Regions from separate parts of the Homo sapiens genome. Here all the other regions are linked to region 1. A link is an interaction called in ENCODE POLR2A ChIA-PET data of the cell type or tissue named here. Cell type or tissue: OCI-LY7. All regions are shown on one strand.

Region 1 (2,500 bases):
TTTTTCTGTTGAATTGTTTGTATTTTTCTTATTCTATATTGTTTTATTAATAGCTAAGATTCCCAAAGAATTGACTTCTGGAGAGAGAAAAAAATCTTAACTGTATCTCTGTTTATGAATTGTGTGTTTTATGTGCCCTCTACTACTAAATACATGGTAAGTGAACAGCACGATCTTCATGTTGAAGTTATAACTTACCTTTTCCCGAGGGACAGTTGATTGTTAAACAGGACTGAAGAGTACCAACTTACTGACTTTGTCTGCATATTTTTAATAAGAGGAAAAACAAAACCCAGAAATTGACAGATTTAATTTACACATTAAAGTGTGAACTATAAAATACACGCTTTGAGATAATAGAAAGCAAGGATGGTACATCCCAGAAACTGTTTCCGTGAACCATAAACGCACATTTTCATGCTTTGTAAGTGGGCTGAAGGCCAAGATGCAATGTCATGATGTGAGTCTGTCCAGAAATACAGCTTCTTCTCTGTGTTATTTTGCTTACAACTACTGTGTTGTCTTAGTCTCTTGTGTGCAGTTATACATATCCAAATGTCCCCCATCTTTTGTTCTTGTTATTCAGCTTCTTTACGATAGAAGTGCTTTAGTTCTTTGCCGATATTTTCAAGAGTTTTGTTCTGAAATAACTGCAATGATTTTAGTTTATAAAAGCTTCAGTTTGATTTCATTCATGAAAAAGAAGAACAATTCTACTTTAACATTTGTGGTTCTGTTAAATCTGAGAATTATTTCAGGCCACTGAGAGTCTTCTGTGAGTAACAGCATTTTGTATACAAGAGATTTGCCTCCAAAATGTCAAATTTTAAGGTCATAATATTCTTGGAAAGTGGGAGAGAGCATGCACATCAAAGAAAGCATTTTTATTACAGTGGATTACGCAATACTTTGGCCAGCCTCCTTAGCTTCATCTGTTTAAGGGTTCATTTTCGCTTGTTTGGCACAGGTCCCAGTGAGGCCTTCAGAATTGTGGTTAGCAACATGAATGAATTACAAACTTTGGACGAGCTCTTCAGTTAGTAGAGCTGGCTTGCTGCCAAAAAGACAGTGCCTTATATGGGGTCAGGGCAAAGCTGTGATTCGTTGAGTCCTGCATTGTATAGAAAACATACTTGGGATGCCTGTTTGCTTTCTTTTAAAATAAAAACAAAACAAAACAGAAAAAGCAGCAGGCTTCCAAGTCTATCAAAATAGGAAGTAACAAAATAGTGTGCAGGTTTTACTAATGACAGAGTTAAGCAATGGAAATACAGCTCCCTGTAGCTAAAATACTAGAAGTAAAAGTTGGACTTTTGACCTCCTTAGCCAGCTTGTGATATGAGAGATTGAAGCATTTGGTTAGATACCTGTTGTCTTCCTGCTTTTATGTTTCAGATGGCTTAATAAGATTAATTAGTCTCATGTCCACATGGTTGCTGTGCCACTGGGGTTTGGTATCAGCTAGATATGTTGAAAATTAAAAGCAGGAATAGTTACCTTCCAACGTGCCAGTTCTTCTTTTTTAAAAATTTGTAGTTATGGCCAGGCGCGGTGGCTCACGCCTATAATCCCAGCTCTTTGGGAGGCCGAGGCGGGTGGATCACCTGAGGTCAGGAGTTTGAGACTAACCTGGCCAACATGGTGAAACTCCGTCTGTACTAAAAATACAAAAAATTTAGCTGGGCGTGGTGGCGGGCGCCTCCTGTAATCCCAGCCACTGGGAAGTCTGAGGCAGAATTGCTTGAACCCTAGAGGCGGAGGTTGCAGTGAGCCGAGAACGCGCCATTGCACTCCAGCCTGGGTAAGAGTGAAACTCTTTCTCAAAAAAAAAAAAAAAAAAATTGTAGTTACGTAACTTTTTTTTTTTTTTTTGAGACGGAGTCTCGCTCTGTCGCCCAGGCTGGAGTGCAGTGGCGTGATCTCCTCTCACTGCAAGCTCCACCTCCTGGGTTCACGCCATTCTCCTGCCTCAGCCTCCCGAGTAGCTGGGACTACAGGCGCCCGCCACCATGCACGGCTAATTTTTTGTATTTTTAGTAGAGACGGGGGTTTCACCATGTTACCCAGGATGGTCTCGATCTCCTGATCTCGTGATCTGCCCACGTCAGCCTCCCAAAGTGCTGGGATTACAGGCGTGAGCCACCGCGCCCGGCCTAGTTATGTAACTTTTAAAAAATTGACATGTTGAATGGTAAAACAAGTAAGAACGAAATTTGCTTTTCAGAAGGTCACAAATTTTGCTTATATTCTTAGGTTGGAGAATATAATTACTAGATCTATTAGAAGGGAAAACTTTTAATATATTTTCACATATAATTCATTTATCATTGTAATTTTTTCCATTTAGGCAAATACTCTATCTGGATCTTCTCTCAGTCAGGCACCATCTCATATGTATGGCAATAGATCAAATTCATCAATGGCAGCTCTTATAGCTCAGTCTGAAAACAATCAAACAGGTAAGTTTTCAAGAATTACTAACTCTAAAACCCTACTCTCA
Region 2 (2,500 bases), 54 kb before region 1:
AAAAAGTATTAACTTATCCAACAAAAATTTAGTGCCGATTATGTAGCAAGCACTTAGTGAACTTTATGCTGTGCATGCCTCAGATACTTTAGTGAACTTAATGGCAACATCAAAATCTTTGCCCTTATGGACTTTATAAACCTTTGATTTCAAAACATGGTGATTAATGTGCATCTGGTATAATACACTTTCATGTAGTCATTTTATTCACCATTATTTGGGTATACCTTGTATTAAAAATGACTGCTAAAACTGGAAACTATACAAGTCTTCATCTTTTTACCTTAACAAATGCAGATCAAGGGAATGATTGAGAACCATTTTTAGGGATAGTTATAAAATCTTACCTTTGCGATATATAACTTTTTCCTCAACATAACAATTGGAAAAATGATTTCTGTTTCAAATCTTTCTGTTTTTTTTTGCAAAGGGGCCCTCACCTGGTTTCCTTCAAAAGTTTTGCTCTGTCCTCCGCTAGCCTTATAAACTCATGGATATGGTCCTCTAATGGATTTGTAGCACCTTAGTTCCCTTATTGTCACCTTCCTGTGTTGAATACTAAAGCTTATTTTAATTTCATGTCTAGGAAGTGTAGACATTGTTAAAAAAAAATGATGTTGCTTGACAAATGAGTATCTTCAGTATTACTGTGTCACTTCATAAATATAACTAATACATACTTTTACTAGTTGTTGCAATTTGATCCTGAAACAGCCATCTTTAAATTATGTAGGCTTTTTCTTTTCTTTTCTTTTTTTAAAAGTAATTATAATAGACTTAAATTGTTTTTGGATGATTTTCTTAGGTGAACTGACTTATTTTTAGAACAGAAACTTTGTGTTTATTCTGCAAGTTCTTCTTATTAATGTGGCACCCATTGTTTTCTGTAACTAAAATGTAATCAACTCTTTTTCCTTCCCTTTTTGAATCAAAATGTTAGACTTATACAAGCACTAGCAACAACTCTATATCTGGATCATTGAAGCGCTTGGAAGATACTACTGCACGATTTACAAATGCAAATTTCCAGGAAGTCTCTGCACACACCTCTAGTGGAAAAGATGTTTCAGAGACTAGAGGGTCAGAGGGCAAAGGGAAGAAATCTTCAGCTCACAGCTCAGGTCAAAGGGGAAGAAAGCCTGGTGGTGGAAGAAATCCAGGAACAACTGTGTCAGCAGCTAGCCCTTTTCCTCAAGGTATTAGTGATGTTTTAGTTAAAATACTTGTGTTTAAGATGGTTAATAATAGTTATGCTTTGTAAAATAATTGGTTTGTTTTTGAACTTATAACTAATGGATGTTCTAGATTATTATATGATTAGTTGCTTTAGTAAGATTACTTTAAAGATAGTGTTTCCTATTAAATTTTTTTAATAGGGACTTTTTCTTTCCTTTTATAATATGATTTGTGCTTCCAGAGTTGAATTGTAATTTTAATGTTTAACTAGATATGGAATAATGCTTAAAATTGGGGAGAAAAATAATAAAAGCTGGAGCTTTGCTTTGAGTTCTGTAGAACAGTCCTTCTTTTTGTTTGAGACGGAATCTCGCTCTGTTGCCTGGGCTGGAGTGCAGTGGCCGGCTCACTGCAACCTCCGCCTCTCAGGTTCAAGTGATTCTTGTGCCTCAGCCTCTTGAGTAGCTGGGATTACAGGTGCATGCCACCATGCCTGGCCAGTTTTTGTATTTTAGTAGAGATGGGATTTCACATGTTGGCCAGGCTGGTCTCGAACTGCTGATCTCAGGTGATCCTCCCGCCTTGGCCTCCCAAAGTGCTAGGATTACAGGTGTGAGATACTGTTCCTGGTGTCTTTTCCATAAATGTTTTTTATTTATATTTCCTAAACATTAAAAACAATTAAGGTTGGCCGGGCGTGGTGGCTCACATCTATAATCCTAGCAGTTTGGGATGCTGAGGTGGGCAGAACTCTTGAGGCCAGCTTGGGCAATGTGGTAAGACCTCATCTCTACAAAAAATTTAAAAATTAGCTGGGTGTGAACTGGGCACAGTGGCTCATGCCTGTAATCCCAGTATTATGAGGCTCAGTCAGGTGGATCATCTGAGTTTAGGAGTTGGAGACCAGCCTAGGCAACATGGCAAAACCCTGTCTCTCTAAAAAATACAAAATTAGCCAGGCATGGTGGCACATGCCTATAGTCCCAGCTACTTCAGAGGCCGAGGTGGGAGGATTGCTTGAGCCCAGGAGGTTGAGGCTGCAGTGAGCTGAGATTGCACTACTGCACTTCAGCCTGGGTGACAGAGTGAGACCCTGTCTCCTTGGACAGGCAAACAAAATTAGCCAGGCTTGGTGATGTCTGCCTGTGGCCCCAGCTCCTCAGGAGGCTACAGTGCGAGGATTGCTTGACCCAGGGAGGTTGAAGCTACAGTGAGCCGTGATTGTGCCACTGCACTCCAGCCTAGGCGACAGAACAAGACCCTGCCTCAAAAAACAAACAAACAAAAAACCAAAAACAAACAATAAAACCCACTAAATAAATAA
Region 3 (2,500 bases), 430 kb before region 1:
CCAGCTCTCCCCCTCCTCCCCAATTGGGACTGAAACTCTTCCAAGGGGACCAGGTGCAGTGGCTCACACCTGTAATCCCACCACTTTGGGAGGCCGAGGCAGGTGGATCGCCTGAAGTCAGAAGTTCAAGACCTGCCTGACCAATATGGTGAAACCCTGTCTCTACTAAAAATACAAAATTAGCTGGGCACGGTGGCACATCCCTGTAATCCCAGCTCTTTGGGAGGCTGAGGCAGGAGAATCACTTGAACCAGGGAGGTGCAGGTTGCAAATTAGCTGGGCATGGTGGTACATCCCTGTAATCCCAGCTACTTGGGAGGCTGAGGCAGCAGAATCACTTGAACCAAGGAGGTGGAGGTTGCAGTGAGCCAAGATCATGCCATTGCACTCCTCAAAAAGAAAAAAGAAAAGAAACTCTTCCAAGGGGCTATGAGAGCAGATTTTCACTACTAACAGCAACTGTGACAAGTTACTGATCACAGTGAATACCCACAGTGTCCCCATGTGCCTTGGACACAGGTCTTCCTGGGCAAAGCCACAAAGCAGCCGGGCAGCCCCCGGAGACTCCACCCAACATCTCCCCAGACCATGTGGGGAGCAACCCACAGGCCCTGACTGGGGCTCGCTCATGGCTATCACATCAACCCCCACTTGGAACCCAGCTCCAGCAACTGTGGGTTTTGTTTTTGTTTTTGAAGACAGGGCCTGGCTCTGCTACCCAGGCTGGGATGCAGTGGTGCGATCGTACTCACCACAGCCTCAAATTCCCAGGCTTAAGTTATTCTCCCACTTCCACTTCTCAAGTAGCTGGGACCACAGGCACATGCCACCACGCCAGCTAATTTTTCTTTTTTTTTGAGATGGAGTCTTGCTTGGTCGCCCAGCCTGGAGTGCAGTGGGGAGATCTCCGCTCACTGCAACCTCCGCCTCCCAGCTTCAAGTGATTCTCCTGCCTCAGCCTCCAGAGTAGCTGAAATTACAGGCGCCTGCCACCACACCTGGCTAATTCTTGTATTTTTAGTAGAGACAGGGTTTCACCATGTTGGCCAGGCTGGTCTTGAACTCCTGGCCTCCAGTAAGTAAACTGCCAACCCTGGCCTCCCAAAGTGCTGGAGTTACAGTAATTTTTTAATTTTTTGCGGAGATGGGGGTCTCACTGTGTTGCCCAGGCTTGTCTCAAACCCCTAACCTCAAGTGATCCTCCAACATCAGCCTGCCAAAGTGCTGGGATTACAGGTGTGAGCCATCGTGCGTGGCTGCAGCTGGTTTTCAAAAGCGATCCCTACAACTTGCAGGTGTATTTGCCAAGCTCTGCGTCTGGAACTGCTTTTCCCTTGATGTGGAGCTGAAGCTGTCCCTGCTCCTGTGTTCCTCTCCCTCCTAGTAGCAGGGCCCAGGGCTCCGTTGACATGGGTCTTTCCTGTCTAAGAAGCAATTCCTTCATTGCCGAAAAAATAGACACCAGATTTCCACAAGGAAGACCCCTGACATGAATAGTTTCAACCTATACATAAAGTGTTTTGGATTCAGATTTGCAAAGCTGTTCTGCCATTTTGAGTTGAAAGAATTGGGCCCCCTGACTTTCTGCACAGGCACCTTAAGCCTAGGAAGCTCGAAAATAATTATAAATAATAAATCTCTTTAAGCCATGCAGTCTCACCGTAAGAGGACAGAACAATACCAAACCTACAGAGAAGTCCCCAAGAGGTTAATTATCCTGCCCCAGCAAATAGAGACAACTTAGAGGGGAGTCCAGCAGGGACTCCAGGCCCTCCTCCAGCTCCGCTTCAATTTTCATTTAAATCATGTGATCTCTCCTGTTTCTCTTTTTTAAAGTGTTGACCTCATCCTTAGAAGGCAGATTCTAGTTGTAATTTAACTTTGACACTTTCAGGTCCAATACTTGTTTTTATTTACGTCAGCTTCTGTGAATGGGAGTTAGGTCAGAAAACAAGAAAGGAAAAAAGAGAGAAGGAGGGAAGAAAGCAGGCAGGCAGGCAGGCGAAGAAAGAAAGAAAAGAAAGGGAAGAGAGGGAAAGAAAGAGGGAAGGATGGAAGAAGGAGGGAGGGAGGGTAGGAAGAAGGAAAGGAAAGAGGGAGGGAGGGAAGGAAAGGAAGGAAAGAAAGAGAGAAGGAGGGGAGGAAGGAAGGCAGAAAGGAAGATCATGTAATCTCTCTAAGCCTCTGTTTTCTCTTCTGTAACCTGGGAATGAGAATTCCTACAGCACCATTATTGTGAAGACAGAGGATTACGTAAGGCATTTAAAACCCAGCTTTACATAGTCAACACTGCACTGCAATTATTGTGTTACTGTTATTATTGTAACCGTCACATTGCATCATCTTAACTCTGTTGGGAATTCATTTATGAAGTTATATTTTCTTGCTTTTTTGTAAGAAAGTTATTTGCAAACAACCAAAGTATAGCCTTAGCCAATATAAAATGAAAAACATTTCTTTCAGGAATACATACCTGGTCATCAGTGGATTTTAATAGCAA

Evidence for each region. Peaks named below come from ENCODE experiments on the same cell type or tissue, not always from the same donor. Only the 100,000 strongest peaks of a DNase experiment are listed, where the experiment ranks them.
Region 2: POLR2A ChIA-PET joins it to region 1 with 21 read pairs; 2 of 35 experiments call an interaction of 5 or more read pairs at or near these places.
Region 3: POLR2A ChIA-PET joins it to region 1 with 16 read pairs; 2 of 35 experiments call an interaction of 5 or more read pairs at or near these places.

Annotation. Positions count from the first base shown.
Region 1 is chr10:21,723,897-21,726,396 of GRCh38, forward strand. MLLT10 (MLLT10 histone lysine methyltransferase DOT1L cofactor) reads left to right here. Exons shown (of 23, transcript NM_001195626.3): 15 at 2,348-2,459. Among named protein-coding and RNA genes, the nearest start is that of MLLT10, 190 kb to the left of the region's middle. In OCI-LY7, no CTCF peak of the experiment used is centred here; a DNase peak (open chromatin) is centred at 1,045.
Region 2 is chr10:21,669,509-21,672,008 of GRCh38, forward strand. MLLT10 (MLLT10 histone lysine methyltransferase DOT1L cofactor) reads left to right here. Exons shown (of 23, transcript NM_001195626.3): 10 at 941-1,196. Among named protein-coding and RNA genes, the nearest start is that of MLLT10, 140 kb to the left of the region's middle. In OCI-LY7, no CTCF peak of the experiment used is centred here; no DNase peak of the experiment used is centred here.
Region 3 is chr10:21,295,983-21,298,482 of GRCh38, forward strand. No RefSeq gene overlaps it. Among named protein-coding and RNA genes, the nearest start is that of LINC02643, 76 kb to the right of the region's middle. RefSeq lists an enhancer at 848-1,648. In OCI-LY7, no CTCF peak of the experiment used is centred here; no DNase peak of the experiment used is centred here.